2 separate regions of the Mus musculus genome follow, and region 1 is linked to region 2. The links are chromatin loops, found by intact Hi-C in ENCODE. Cell type or tissue: heart. All regions are shown on one strand.

The links. A loop is a pair of places that touch in the nucleus more often than their neighbours do. Peaks named below come from ENCODE experiments on the same cell type or tissue, not always from the same donor. Only the 100,000 strongest peaks of a DNase experiment are listed, where the experiment ranks them.
Region 1: it touches region 2 in a loop (10-fold over the local background); 12 of 42 quality-filtered maps call a loop at or near these places.

What each region holds. Positions count from the first base shown.
Region 1 is chr3:144,755,372-144,763,371 of GRCm38, forward strand. Clca3a1 (chloride channel accessory 3A1) reads right to left here and starts at 5,606. Exons shown (of 14, transcript NM_009899.4): 1 at 5,193-5,606; 2 at 3,800-3,940; 3 at 3,036-3,183; 4 at 2,587-2,695. The coding sequence starts at 5,351. In heart, no CTCF peak of the experiment used is centred here; no DNase peak of the experiment used is centred here.
Region 2 is chr3:144,815,693-144,823,692 of GRCm38, forward strand. Clca3a2 (chloride channel accessory 3A2) reads right to left here and starts at 3,802. Exons shown (of 14, transcript NM_030601.3): 1 at 3,619-3,802; 2 at 2,231-2,371; 3 at 1,458-1,605; 4 at 1,010-1,118. The coding sequence starts at 3,777. It overlaps Clca3b (chloride channel accessory 3B), which reads right to left. Exons shown (of 14, transcript NM_139148.2): 14 at 6,931-7,842. The coding sequence ends at 7,085. In heart, no CTCF peak of the experiment used is centred here; no DNase peak of the experiment used is centred here.

The sequences.
Region 1 (8,000 bases), 60 kb before region 2:
TTGGACCTAGAGCCCGTGCATGCTCGGTGAGCCCTCTGCAACACCTCTGCTTCCTCAGCCCCATATTGGTTTTTAAAATCCCTATGTATTTCAGTACTAGGAGTCAAATCAGTACTCTAAAATCTCTCTGTGGCAACTGCTATTGGTCATCCTCTACCACGCCCTCCACTTTGACAAGAGTAGATACAGGGCCGTGCCCCCCCAGGTTTCAATAGGAACAGTGGTTTTGAGATTTATTATTATTTTTAATGTTTATGTAAATGTTTGGTCTATGTGCTTCTTGCATATGTGTATGAGTGTGTTCATGTGGAGGACAAAGGGCGAACTCAGCTGTTATCCGAAGTCATTCCGTTCACTTCCTTTGAGGCAGGGTCTCTCCTCAGCCTGGAACTCACAGAGTAGGTTAGACTGACTGCCCGACCTCCCTTCCACAATCTTCCTTTCTCCTCCTCCCCAGTGCTGGGGTCGCAAACACGTACCTCCATGCCAACGTTGTTTTCGTGAGTTCTGGGCATCAGTCCTAGGTTCTCATGCTTGTGAGGCAAGTGCTCTATAGACTGAGACATATTCCCTGTTGGGTGTCAGGGGAGGTTCTGATACTCAACGTCCAGTTTGCTAATTTGTTCTTGATTTGTCAGTCAAGAAGGCTGTGAGCCAACTGTTGGGTGGAAGGGACAGGTTCCCGGGTCCCAAGAGGAAAAGGAGACACAGGGAAGGAGAGAAGAAGCTTTTCTGCCATGCTTGGAGGAAAAGGGACACAGCCACCATGTAAGACCTCGGGGGCAGCGAGGGCCTGTGGCCTCAGCTATGGGCGGGGTGCCAAAGATGTGTGGCAGGAGCTAATTGGAACAAGCCACTAAGTTTAGGGCAGGAGGAGAGATGGAGTTAAATTGGTTAGGGCACGCATTTCCGGGCTGGAGGTGTTAGCGCCCAGCAATTGTGCTTGGCAGGCAAATTAAGGTGAAATAACTGAGTGTGTGTCTTTCATCTGTGGATTTCAAAGGAAGCTGGCTTAGTGCTGGTTGCAATCAAGCCTGGAGCTAAGCCATGTGGAGCAAACGGGAGCCAGGAGGGACCAGTAGTGCCGCAGTTCCTGGGCAAGTTGGTAGTGTGTTTTAAAAACTACATGCAACAGTTGAGAACAGCATTTTTAGTTCATGTTCGTTATCATTGAACCAAAGATAGTATTTACTGTATTATAATAATGTTGTAGAAATGAAATGAACTAAGAGTTACTTAACAATTCTCCCCCAGTGAAGGAGCTAGCGAAAGTACCCAAGGAGCTGAAGGGGTCTGCAACCCTACAGGAGGAATAACAATAGGAACTAACCAGTACCCCCCCCCCCCCCAGAGCTTGTGTCTCTAGTTGTATATGTAGCAGAGGATGGCCTAGTCAGCCATCAATGGAAGGAGAGGCCCTTGGTCTTGTGAAGATCATATGCCCCTGTATAAAGGAATGCCAGGGGGGTTGCGGAGCAGAACGGGGGGGAGGGGGGGAGGCTATAGGGGACTTTTGGAGAGGAAACTAGGAAAGAGGGTAGCATTTGAAATGTAAATGAAGAAAATATCTAATAAAATAAATAAAAAAACCAATTCTTGACTAAAAGTTAAGAATTGTTTTTGGTGGAGTGTGGTGATCAAAATTAAGCTTAAAATTCTCTTAAATTCTCACACGGCTTTGGCTTTATAGTAGTCTTCAGTTTACCTTTTGACTTACACTGAAGGAAGAATTGAACATAATTAATTCATTCTCAGCTGATCCTTTTGTGCACGGGTCCAGGCAGCTCTGCAGATCACACACGGAGGGAGGCAGGCTGGGTAGGTGTTTTCAAGAACACTATTTTATAAGATAGATGTCCTTTCAAAGACTGGCTGCCTCTTCACATCAACTTCTATTTTTCTCAATACTTTTCTCAATGTACTAAGTGTCTGTCACTTTTAGATTTAAAGGCTTAAATACCTACCAGTTTATGCATAGGGTTTGATTAGATTTCTCAGAGAATTTTATTTCTTAAAAAAAAAAAGATCAATGTACTCTCAGATCCTCATGAGACACAGGATTTTTCACCAATTTAAAAGAAAAGCATTTTTATCACAAAGCTGTCTGGCAACTTAATTGTCTTCAATGAAATGGTTATCCCCTATAAGGTTTGGAAAGAAGTAGAAGCGACATAGACTGGAGGGAAGGGCAGGGCATATGAGAATGTAAAGAAGGGAGGAGCGTCACATGTCTTCTTTCTACACACAGTTAGTATACAATATGCATGAAGAAATCAAAGTGTAAAATAATATAGAATATGTCAGTAGGATTAAGTTGCAATTTGTTGATGTCTTTGGGTTTAGCTATTTCATATTTTTGCTATCAATAAATGATATTTGTAAAATTCTAGTAAGTCTGAGTTAGGTCCATATATCTGATTATCTTCATTCCAAGGCACCAGAACTAATCAAATATGTGTTAATACAAAGTGCTACAGTTTGAATATTGTGTGAACTGTCTAACACTCTGTCAGTTGAACTGCCAAGTACAGACAGCAGAAGACTCTCAGGCAACAAATTGTAGAAATGGAAAGTTCACAGTGATACCTTGTTGCTTCTATAGTGTTCTTTCTAGACATGTAGAAAGGCTGGTCCACGTTATACTCATCAAATACTCCCCACCGGAGATGGGCCCACTCATGGACAAAGACTCTGCCTGAGAGAGAAGACTGTCATCTACAAAACTGAAGTTTATGTATTTGAATACAGTTTCCTTTTATTTTCAATCACTTTGTCTATTTCCCAAATTGCAATTGTTACAAACTCTAAGAAATTGATAATTTTTAATAGCTGAAAAATTCGAATATGCTTGTTATAACAAGTGACCCATTTTATGTATTAATTTGAATGCACAAATAGGTGGGATATAACTATCATAGTTTCAAACACAGGTGTTAGTGAAGGCTTAATTTTCTTAAAGTTTTAGAAATCCACATTAATGGTAGTGGTTTGCTTTTCCCCAGTGGAAATAAGAAGTATAAAATAGTTATTTTTACCTCGGGGTCCGTAGATACGCAAGTTATCAGTGAGTAGGAAGTTTGGAGTGAAGTGTATGTACTGTCCTCTGTCCCCACACTGTCCATACTGAAGGGTGTAGGGGTCGTCTCCATGTTGCAGGTGAGGATCCGCAACTATGACGTCTGCCTAAACACAGAACAGCAAACCCAGTCAGATTCCAAGATGTTAGAATCAAGAGATTTTACAAACAAGGACTGTCTCACTTAAGTGATAAAAGTTAGGGTTGAGTAGAGGGCTCCGTGGGTAAAGTGCTTTCTGTTTATGCACAAGAACGGGAGTTTCAGTCCCAATACCCACTCAAAAGCTGGGTATGGTGACGTGTGTTTGTAACCCCACTGGTGAAGTGGTAGAGACAGACAGACTACCAGAGATTGTTCTCTAGCTAGCCTACCCAAATTGATGACTCTCAGGTTCAGTAGCAGACCTTGTCTTTAAAAGTTAAAGGTCCAAAGCAAATAGAGGAAACCACCTAATATTAACCTCTGACTCCTACATGATCACACACACACACACACACACACACACACACACACTTGGGGAGAGCATGTTTGTGTGCATCTACACACATACACAAACATGTGGATGTGTACAAATAGTCCACACAAATGTACACACAGACACACAAAAGCAACAACAAGTTATAATACTTATTACTAACTTAATGGTTAACAATTATCAAACCTTGTAAACATTCATTTGGAAACCCACAAGAAACAGTTTAGGAGCTGGACAGGAAACCTACTTTGTCATACGATTCTCGTTTTGGCATTAAGTACTCAGGTTTTGACTTCCAGGTCATCGGGACTAATATGCTTATGTTTCTGAAATAAACTCTTCCTTGGCTGGCTTCAAACAGGTAGGTAGAGGCTTGAGTTACCATTTCCTGAGAAAATGAAAAGTGCATTGTGGTAGCAATCTCAAAACAAACTGAGCATAAATCATCTATACATAAACCAGAAGAAGCAAACGGGGGCTCCTCTTCCTCAAGTGTGTGTGCACAGAGTAACTGAAAAACTGGGATACATTTGACTGAATCTCTTGGATCCGTAAACTCATTTCCACATGCCCAAAGCTAACCCTGACCTTCACCTGCCCACCCCTCCAGGTGGCAGTTGGATTGGAGATGCGACTGCAGTCTGTGCGTTAGGCATAACAGGGATGAATGTCAGAAGTCTGCAGGCAAGTGGTGCGTTAATCAATTTTCTTACAATTGCATTGTTCAAACTCACAGGGAGCTTAAGGTTTGGTAATTATTGTATTCTATGTTAATTAAAATTGCCTTTGTTTTATTTTGAGTTACTACCCAAGTAGAGCATATAAATAAATGACCAGATTATTAAAAAAAAACACACATTTTTTTGGTAAACTTTATATATGAATGTGTCTACACCCTTCCCCCATTCCTCCCACAACCCTCCTTTCCCTAACAAACTCACGACCTCATCTTCAATTATCATTTTACACATATGTATACACAGCTGTATTTATAACCCACTGAGTCACTCTGGCATTGCTCAATGTCTAATAATAAATACAAATAAGACTGGTTTGCTTCTGCCTGCTACTTGCTACAATCCTACAAACAATTCATTCAATTTTTAGAGGAACCCAGCCTTCTGCTCCTAAGCATTGCATGGAAATGTTGCAAGGACCTATGGACAAAGTACACACGACGCAAACATTTTTATTAAACAAGTGCAATTAGGAACACATCAGCTTTAAGCATGTGTCAGTTTTCCTTTAAGTTAAGATAGGTAAGGATTTTCCAAAGTTGAGCACGTAGGAGCAGCTGGAGGAGTGGGCAGGACATTTGCTGTATAGACTCTGTAAACCAACATTACTAAGATAAAGTGTGAGAACTCTTCTTCTTCTGAAGTCTCTTACTTTACCAAGTTAATAAATTATTAACAGGTTAAACACAGATTTTATTATATAATAAAAATATAAAGCTAGGCAAATTTCCATCTTGACTGTAGATAATACTGCAGACATGATGAAGATGGTTAAAGTGCCCTTTAGGAGGGTAAAACCGTGTGTGTGAGTGTGTAACTGTGTGTGTGAATGTGTAACTGTGTGTGTGAGTTTGGATGCGCAGGCAACAGAATTATTGACCTGACAATAAAACCCCTTCTTACCTTTATGCTTGGGATGAGCCTTTCGTCCTCCGGCACACTGGGGTTAATGGCAATGACCACACCCTCGTATCCATTGCTGTTGAGATGCACCATGGAGCTCTCTGTGTTCTGCAGGAGATGCAGGGTGAGGAACAGAAGGACCTGCAGCCCTGGCACCATGTTCGCACTGCTCCAGTGAGAAGGAGCAGCACAGAAGGGTATTTATGTGTGTGCCTCGCTCGGGAATTTGAAATAATGTGATCCCTGCCCCCCCAGCCTGTCCTGGACAAGCAGTCCTTGAACATTCTTCCCAGAAGACCTTGGCTATTTGCCATGATAGGCAGGATATACATACTTTGTATGATAGGCCTTATCGGCCTGAACAGAAACAGCTGCCTTAGCTGCAGCTATGAACTTTGGTGTAGTGGAATTCATGAACGGACAAGAAATGGAAACTTATCAGATTGGCTGCTGTGCTGTTGCTACCTGCATTGCTATTCTGGGGTTGGGTTTTGAGGTTTACCCCTATATATATGCTGTGCTAAATATTAAACATGAGCCTTGGCTCCATGTTTCTTTCACCCTCCCATCTCCTCCCCGCCCCCCTGCCCTTTTTATTTCCAGCCCTCCTTTCAGGCGAGCCCTGCTTGAGTCTAAGCCACTGGACAGCCACAAATCAAGTCCAGAATATTTGCATTTATGTGTAGGGTGAAGTCCTCGTGACCGTCCTTATTGCTTTCATTCTGGAGACTTAATGGTTAAATGTCAGTGGGGACTAAGGTAAACACATCTATGGTTCTTTCTAAGGCACCAAGTATTTCCTGAAGTGAGCTATCCTTTTGGATTGTTTGTGAAGCCACCCTCATAGCTGTGGGTACTTGTCATTGTGACCGTCTTCATCACTGCCACCCCATCTTCATAAAGATACAGCCCCACAGTTCTAAGTTTTCAGGGTCTGTTTATAGGGTGAGGTTAGCAAGTGATTTAAAAAAAAATCACAGGAAAGAGCAGATGGAAAGGCTGGTGTTAAAAAAGCAAACAACGAACAGGGCTGGAGTGGGCGTGGCAGAGATTTATGACTTTATGTTCCTTCTCGGGAGGGGACTGTTAGAAGCACAATGCTTCAAAACCGGCCTTGGATCACGTGGGACTTTCCTTTGTCATCTTCCATGATAGCTCCTAGTTTGTTTCGGCTTTTGAGTGGCACTGAGTATTCCACATCCTTTTGTAACTTGAGAACTTAATATTCTTCACCTGAGAGTTTTTTGTTTGTTTGTTTGTTTTTTTGTTTTTTTGTTTTTTTCCATTGACTAAAGTGCTCTATAGCTTGAGTCGGTTGTACAGTGTCATCATGAGTGCGCTCGAAGCTGGCTGAATGTGAGCCCAACTCCTTCTTGTCCTGGTCACTTAAAAGTCACATATTTCTCTGTTAGGGTTGTGTGACTTTTTTTTTTTAAGCTTTGTCTTTTGTAAAATATCTGAATTGTTATGAGATGTTGGAACTGCTAAATGAATTAATCCATGGGAAACATGTCTTACTGCCTTACACAGTAAGACCATGTTGCAAGCAAGCAAACAAAGAAAATGATAAAGAAAAAAAGATGTTATTGTCCTATTCTGGCACAAAGTAGACCTCAGCAAATTAATGTTTATTCCTTGATTTTCTTGTATTTTTCGATTTATGTGAAAAAATTGAGTGCTTCAGGAGCATCACCCAGTGCTCTGTGGTCAGGCACAGAAATGAGAAAACTCTGGCATTGTCTCCAAAGAACTCAAAGCCTTGTCTCATGAGTTAGACTGGACCGATAAAGCGTTCAAACACAAGACAGCGGGAAAGATGCCGCTTTGTTGCGGATGCGCCTGGTGCTGTTCTTGTGAATGAATCCCCTAATGAATAAAGTAGCCAATCACTGGGTAAGTGCCAGGAGCCATGGCCTCAGCCATGGCCTTGTGGATATTTTCTGGCTCACATAAACAATCCTGAGAGAACATTCGTGGTCATAACAGTAAGAATGTTTGTGGGTAAAGCGTACACGGTGACCATTGGTTTCAGGAGCTGAAGATTGCCACCTGACTTTCAGAGAGCCCCTTGGCTCTTCCCTCCTCCCTCAGAGCCTCCTCTTGCTTATGCTTATATTGCTACTCCTGAGTAAAGTTTTTCAGACCTTGATCAGTATGATTGACTTGCTCTCATTCTTCGTCTGTCTTTCCCTCCCACTCTCTCACTCCCTTGCCCTGAGTCCCCGATGATCATCCCTGCAGGTCGGGGCAAACTGGCACACAGCGTGTGGCTCTGGGTTTGGGGTCTGAGAGAGACCACTCTTTGCATTGGGTCTACGATTCGTCAAGAGGTGAGTGAAAACCCACACTGAACCGCCACTTCATTAGGAAGTAAGCGAAGGCCCGGTGTGGTGGCCCACGCCTTTAATCCCAGCACTTGGGAGGCAGAGCAGGCAGATTTCTGAGTTCGAGGCCAGCCTGGCCTACAAAGAGGGCTCCCGGACAGCCAGGGATATACAGAGAAACCCTGTCTCGAAAAACCAAAAAACCAAAAAAAAAAAAAAAAAAAAAAAAAAAAAAGGAAGTGAGTGTAGATCCGCATTGGGTCGCCACTCCGTCAAGAGGTGAGTGAAGACCTGCACTGCGCCTCTGCTTTGTCAAAAAGTGAGTGAAGGACTACAATGGGCTGCTGCTTCACCAAGAAGTGAGTGAAGGCTCGCACTGTGAGAATGATCCGAGAATGGGAGGAAGAGTGGCTAGACTATGGGACAAACAATAAGTAAATATAAATTGTTTTTAAAGGAATCTCAAGGAATCCCTCAAGACAGG
Region 2 (8,000 bases):
AATTGTTTTTGGTGGAGTGTGGTGAGTCAAAATTATACTTAAAATTCTCTTAAATTCCCATGTATGATGGCACACGGCTTTGGCTTTATAGTAGTCTTCAATTTACCTTTTGACCTACACTGAAGGAAAATTGAAGGTAATTAATTCATTCTCAGCTGATCCTTTTGTGCACGGGTCCAGGCAGCTCTGCAGATCACACACACAGAGGGAGGCAAGCTGGGTAGGTGTTTTCAAGAACTCTATTTTATAAGATAGATGTCCTTTCAAAGACTGGCTACCTCTTCACATCAACTTCTATTTTTCTCAATACTTTTCTCAATGTACTAAGTGTCTGTCACTTTTAGATTTAAAGGCTTAAATACCTACAAGTTTATGCATATGGTTTGATTAGATTTCTCAGAGAATTTTATTTCTTAAAAAAATAAAATAAAATCAATGTACTCACGTATCCTCATGAAACATATGAATTTTTCACTAATTTAAAAGTAAAGTGTTTTTTTTTTTTATCACAAAGCTGTCTAGTAACTTAATTGACTTCAATGAAGTAGTTGTTTCCTACAATGTTTGGAAAGAAGTAGAAGAGGCATAGACTGGAGGGAGGGGCAGGGCATAATAGAATGTAAAGAAGGGAGGAGCATCACATGTCTTCTTTCTACACAGAGTTAGTATACAATATGCATGAAGAAATCAAAGTGTAAAATAATATTGGAAATGTCGGTAGGATTAAGTTGCAATTTGTTGATGTCTTTGGACTTAGCTATTACATTTTTCTGCTATCAATAAATGATATTTGAAAAAAATCCGGTGAGTACTGAGTTAGGTCCCTATATTTGATTATCTTCATTCCAAGGCAGGGACACCAGAACTAATTGAATATGTATTAGTACAAAATGGTACAGTGTCAATACTGTGTGAACTGTCTAAACATCCTGTCACTTGAACTGCCCAGAACAGACAGCAGAAGACCCTCAGGCAAGAAATTGTAGAATTGGAAAATTCACAGTGATACCTTGTTGCTTCTATAGTGTTCTTTCTAGAAATGTAGAAAGGCCGGTCCACGTTATACTCATCAAATACTCCCCACCGGAGATGGGCCCACTCATGGACAAAGACTCTGCCTGAGAGAGAAGACTGTCATCTACAAAACTGAAGTTTAAGTATTTGAATACAGTTTCCTTTTATTTTTAATCGCTTTGTCTATTTCCCAAATTGAAATCGTTACAAACTCTAAGAAATTGATAACTTTTAATAGTTGAAAAATTTGAATATGCTTGTTATAACAAGTGACCCGTTTTATGTATTAATTTGAATGCACAAATAGGTGGGATATAACTATCATAGTTTCAAACGCAGGTGTTAGTGAAGGCTTAATTTTCTTAAAGTCTTAGAAATCCACATTAATGTAGTGGTTTGCTTTTCCCCAGTGGAAATAAGAAGTATAAAGTAGTTATTTTTACCTCGGGGTCCATAGATACGCAAGTTATCAGTGAGTAGGAAGTTTGGAGTGAAGTGTATGTACTGTCCTCTGTCCCCACACTGTCCATACTGAAGGGTGTAGGGGTCGTCTCCATGTTGCAGGTGAGGATCCGCAACTATGACGTCTGCCTAAAGTGCAGAACAGCAAACCCAGTCAGATTCCAAAATGTTAGAATCAAGAGATTTTACAAACAAGGACTGTCTCACTTAAGTGATAAAAGTTAGGGTTGAGTAGAGGGCTCCGTGGGTAAAGTGCTTTCTGTTTATGCACAAGAACGGGAGTTTCGGTCCCAATACCCACTCAAAAGCTGGGCATGGTGACGTGTGTTTGTAACCCCACTGGAGAAGTGGTAGAGACAGACAGACTACCAGAGATTGTTCTCTAGCTAGCCTACCCAAATTGATGACTCTCAGGTTCAGTAACAGACCTTGTCTTTAAAAGTTAAAGGTCCAAAGCAAATAGAGGAAACCACCTAATATTAACCTCTGACTCCTACATGATCACACACACACACACACACACACACACACACACACACACACACACTTGGGGAGAGCATGTGTGTGCTTCCACACACATACACAAACATGTGAATGTGTACACATAGTCCACACAGATGTACACACAAGCACACAAAAGCAACAAAAAGTTTTAATACTTATTACTAACTTAATGGTTAACAATTATCAAACCTTGTAAACATTCATTTGGAAACCCACAAGAAACAGTTTAGGAGCTGGACAGGAAACCTACTTTGTCGTACGATTCTCGTTTTGGCATTAAGTACTCAGATTTTGACTTCCAGGTCATCGGGACTAATATGCTTATGTTCCTGAAATAAACTCTTCCTTGGCTGGCTTCAAACAGGTAGGTAGAAGCTTGAGTTACCATTTCCTGAGAAAATGAAAAGTGCATTGTGGTAGCAATCTCGAAACAAACTGAGCATAAATCATCTATACATAAACCAGAAGAAGCAAACGGAGGCTCCTCTTCCTCAAGTGTGTGTGCACAGAGTAACTGAAAAACTGGGATACATTTAACTGAATCTCTTGGATCCGTAAACTCATTTCCACATGCCCAAAGCTAACCCTGACCTTCACCTGCCCACCCCTCCAGGTGGCAGTTGGATTGGAGATGCGACGTGAGGCATAACAGGGATGAAAGTCAGAAGTCTGCAGGCAAGTGGTGTGTTAATCAATTTTTTTTACAATTGCATTGTTCAAACTCACAGGGAACTTAAGGTCTGGTAATTATTATATTCTATGTTAATTAAAATTGCTTTTGTTTTATTTTGAGTTACTGCCCAAGTAGAGCATATAAATAAATGACCAGATTATTAAAAAAACACACATTTTTTGGGTAAACTTTATATACGAATGTGTCTACACCCTTCCCCCATTCCTCCCACAACCCTCACTCTCCCTAACAAATTCACGACCTCATCTTCAATTATTATTGTTACACATATGTATACACAGCTATATTTATAACCCATTGAGTCACTCTGGCATGGCTCAAGAGCTAATAATAAAGACAAATAAGACTGGTTTGCTTCTGCCTGCTACTTGCTACAATCCTACAAATAATTCATTCAATTTTTAGAGGAACCCAGCCTTCTGCTCCTAAGCACTGCATGGAGATGTTGCAAGGACCTATGGACAAAGTACACAGGATGCAAACATTTTTATTAAACAAGTGCAATTAGAAACACATCAGCTTTAAGCATGTGTAAGTTTTCCTTCAAGGTAAGATAGGTAAGGATTTTCGGTTTTCCAAAGTTGAGCACGTAGGAGCAGCTGGAGGAGTGGGCAGGACATTTGCTGTATAGACTGTGTAAACCAACATTACTAAGATAAAGTGTGAGAACTCTTCTTCTTCTGAAGTCTCTTACCTTATCAAGTTAATAAATTATTAACAGGTTAAACACAGATTTTATTATATAATAAAATATAATGCTAGGCAGATTCCCATCATGACTGAAGATAATACTGCAGGCATGATGAAGACGGTCAAAGCGCCCCTTGGGAGGGTAAAACCGTGTGTGTGAGTGTGTAACTGTGTGTGTGAGTGTGTAACTGTGTGTGTGAGTTTGGATGTGCAGGCAACAGAATTATTGACCTGACAATAAAACCCCTTCTTACCTTTATGCTTGGGATGAGCCTTTCGTCCTCTGGCACACTGGGGTTAATGGCAATGACCACACCCTCGTATCCATTGCTGTTGAGATGCACCATGGAGCTCTCTGTGTTCTGCAGGAGATGCAGGGTGAGGAACAGAAGGACCTGCAGCCCTGGCACCATGGTCGCACTGCTCCAGTGAGAAGGAGCAGCACAGAAGGGCATTTATGTGTGTGCCTCGCTCGGGAATTTGAATCACGGCCAGAATATTTGCATAATTTGATAGAAATGCTGATATCTCTTGGGACTTTCCTTTTCTCCAACTGTTGACAGTATTCCACTGTGCCAGCCCAGGCTTGATGTACCTTATCTGTAAGATCCTCCCACATTATTTTTCTTGGAGTATCTTAAAGTTTTTTACCTTTCCCGAGTCACTGTTGTACTCTGTCTTGTTGCTTAAGCTCATCTTACCAACATAACACATCTTCTTACTAGATTTTAAATATTTTGTTAGCAAGAGATTATTTTTCTGAGTATAACTTCTCTCTCAGCCTCAATTTTTCTGACTCAAAACGAGGTCAATGAGGTCTTTAAAAAGGAATGTTGTGAAGATTAAATGTAATAACTCCTGAAGCAGGGCATGGGGCCTTATATTGCTGTGTTACACATGGAGTAGACCCTTTTAAAAAGAAAAGCCAGAAACAACAGAAGAAGAAGAAGAAGAGGAAGAAGAAGAAGAAGAAGAAGAAGAAGAAGAAGAAGAAGAAGAAGAAGAAGAAGAAGAAGAAGAAGAAGAAGAAGAAGAAGAAGAAGAAGAAAAGAGTTTCCTAGGGCCATCTGTAGTAAGAAATTTTGTTTCTTTAAAGACAGAAATATTATGAGAATGTGTTTTTCTTTTTATTCCCAGGTGTGGGACATGGAGCTGTGGGTTAGCACTTAAGCACACAGTGCCCTTGCAGTGTCCAGTACCAAGCCAGGCACTCCCATCCATCTGTAACCCTAGGTTCCAGGAATTCAACGCTTCTAGCCTGCTTTGGCACCTGAACTCATACACACACAACCACACACAGTCATACACACATACATGTAATTAACAGTGATAAAAAAAATCTTAAAAATACAGCATAAGAGAAATCTATTCTCTTGTCTGGAATGGAGACTCTCATCTTCTCTGTGACAAAACTGTTATACAATCTGGGGAGTACTACATGAGAGAATGCAGGAAAAGCACTTCAAGCAGGACTTTGACACTTAAAAAACTCAACTAGAATTATACACTATTATTAAACATCACATGCTGTTGTAAGTGTCAATGCTGACATAAGATTGCTAATTAAAATTTGTTTTTATGGCTTTAATTTGTAAAACTGTAAATAGAGTCTTCCAGGGTTTATGCTGGGAATGAGAAATCCCTGAGCTGCCCGAGGCTATGGGAAAAGCCAGCTGGTTGCAGGGAAAACTTAGCTTTCCTTCATGTTCTTATCTTCAACTATTGGGCCTGTCCCAGCTTGCAGTCCAAGCTTGATAAAGGCTGTGAAATCTTCCCACACTGTCCCCACTATAAGCATTTTTCTTTCTATCTACTTGAGTCACTGCTATGGCACCCCATCTGTTTATCTTGGGTGAATTTGGGCATACATAATGTATCACCTTAATAGCTCAACCATTTTCCTTCTGTCAAGAAAACTCTCCATCACAACTTAGCCTCTCTCATTCCCAATTTCCATAGCTGTAAAATGAGGAGAGCAAGTATCTTTCTAAAAACAAACAAAACAAAACAAAAACATTGCAAACATTAAATAAAATAATGCCTGAAACATCTGGTGTCCTACACTGCTGGATTACATATGTAATGAGACTGTCTCAGAAAACAAAACAAAACAAACAAGCAAAAAGCCCAAACCAATGTAACTAACTAAATAAAAGAGAAACATAATAAAGAGCACTTGCCATAGCAAGTGACCCTCCACCACCCAGTAAATCTCTTGTTGCCCTTCACCCACACAAAAGATGAGCATGCTTCTCTATGGTCTGTGCCCCTTACTGGTGCTCTGTATGAGTGTAGGATGCCGTCAGTGTGGGCATTGCCCCTGAAGGACTTGAAGACTTTTTTCGTGGATTAAGTTGGAATAAAATAATATTCAAAATACAAGTGAGAGTGGGGAAGGTTCCGCAGAGAGCTATAGCACAGCATCAGAGAACTCAGAATCAGAAAATAATTTCCCAAGGGGAGGGGAATCAGGAAAGCCCTCTGTGCAAGCTGAAGCTCCTTTGAGGGAATTTGTTCTAGGTTACAGCTGCGGACAGGGCAGCCTTGATCTTCCATCTCAGGCCTTTCAGCTTCAGTTTAGTTTCCTTCTTTGAGACAGGGTCTTGCTAAGTAGACCTGACTACACTGGAGCTCTGCATAGATCTGCCTGCCTCAGCCTCCCAAGGGCTGACATGGAAGGCTTATGTCGCTATACCTGAGACTTCAGACAATCTGCAAATTATATATGACACAGGATATGTTTTAGAAGCAGAGCCAGACTGTAATCTTAGAAATCACGGGAGAGTAGTTCTTGTTCCCATGTAAACAGTAGTTCTCAGCCCAAGATACAAGAGAATGTGGACTTCTCTGATAGATTTTATACGAGAAAGAGACTCCGTGTCTTGTGTAAATGCTAGGCAATACTCATTTGCCACTAGGCTTTTGGTATGGTTTGAATATGACTTATTTTCTCTACAGGCTGTCTTGAATTCATGCTGGGAAATGACTGTGCTGTGACCACAGAGTGACCCTTACTGGAGGCATAGAGGCAGAGTCACTCTTACTGGAATCAGTTTGCTCCTGTGAAGGTGCATTGTGCTGAGTGCTTCCTCACAGCCTCCGGCTGGTCCTTGATCTGGATCAAGTACAGGAACTCTGTGGTGTCCTTGCCAGAACCTGCCACTCGCTGGACCTTAGCCCTCTTAGCCTCCAAAACGCTTCCTCCGTACCTGACCCATTCTCAAGTGTCCTGTTGAATAACAGAACGGAGATTAATACAAGGAAGCAATTTGCCGACTTAGGGATTTTGCCTGTTTTTCTTTTGCTTTCTCATATTAAAAAAAAATGCAGAGAACATATAATAATGCTGTCTGGAAATGAGTTCGTGTTTCTCTTTTCGCAGATTTATAATGAAAATAGACATCATTTTCTCTTTCCGAGCTTTATATTCTGTTTCCTCGTGTAATTATTTCCATAAAATTACATGTTATAGTTACTGTAATAGCTTTTAGATATTGATATTTAGAAAATGAGTTGTTCGTTTTAACTCATTTTTCTCCCAAAGGTAGATTAAGGAAATACTGTGATTTATATATAGCAACTTATAATTTTAATAGACGCAAATAGGAAATTTACAGTATTGAATGTTCACGTTTATGTTACAAGGAGTTGTAGAGTAGACAATGAGGAGAGTAAATTTGAATTCAAAGGTTGAATTTCAGTTCTACTGCAATTTCTAGTTTAAAATATGAATAAAGTTGCAACAAGTACAAAAACTGTCAAACTGGGTACGGACACTTTGGTACCCAGACCAGGAGGGGTGCTGGGGGTACTCAGACCAGGAGGGGTGCTGGGGGTACTCAGACCAGGAGGGGTGCTGGGGGTACTCAGACCAGGAGGGGTGCTGGGGGTACTCAGACCAGGAGGGGTGCTGGGGGTACTCAGACCAGGAGGGGTGCTGGGGGTACTCAGACCAGGAGGGGTGCTGGGGGTACTCAGACCAGGAGGGGTGCTGGGGGTACTCAGACCAGGAGGGGTGCTGGGGGTACTCAGACCAGGAGGGGTGCTGGGGGTACTCAGACCAGGAGGGGTGCTGGGGGTACTCAGACCAGGAGGGGTGCTGGGGGTACTCAGACCAGGAGGGGTGCTGGGGGTACTCAGACCAGGAGGGGTGCTGGGGGTACTCAGACCAGGAGGGGTGCTGGGGGTACTCAGACCAGGAGGGGTGCTGGGTGTCAAATAAACTTGTGGAGGAATAAACTTCACAGCCTGTGCAATGTTGGAGACCTCAGAGGAGAGACGGGCTTCATTGTCAGCCTGGATTGCAATGTAGACTTGGGTGCCATTTTCTATTTTAAAAGTTTCTGGTTTGAATTTAAATGTTTCTTTTGAGCCAGCCTCTTTAGGCATTACACTGGAAGTATTCACTAAAGTAGAGTTGCTAAAATCTTCTTGGAGAGCCAGAGAATGCCCACTCATCCTGATGACGTATCTATATGCTAGAAAAGAGAAACATCACGTTCGTTAGCGTGGTGAGGATGTGTCTCTGACTCTTCTCTGGGGCTGCAGCCTTCCACCCAGAATCCAGGCTTCTTTTTAGAAAGATACAGAAAGAGAAGAACTCTGCTTTAAATTAGAGCAAGGTACACATAATATT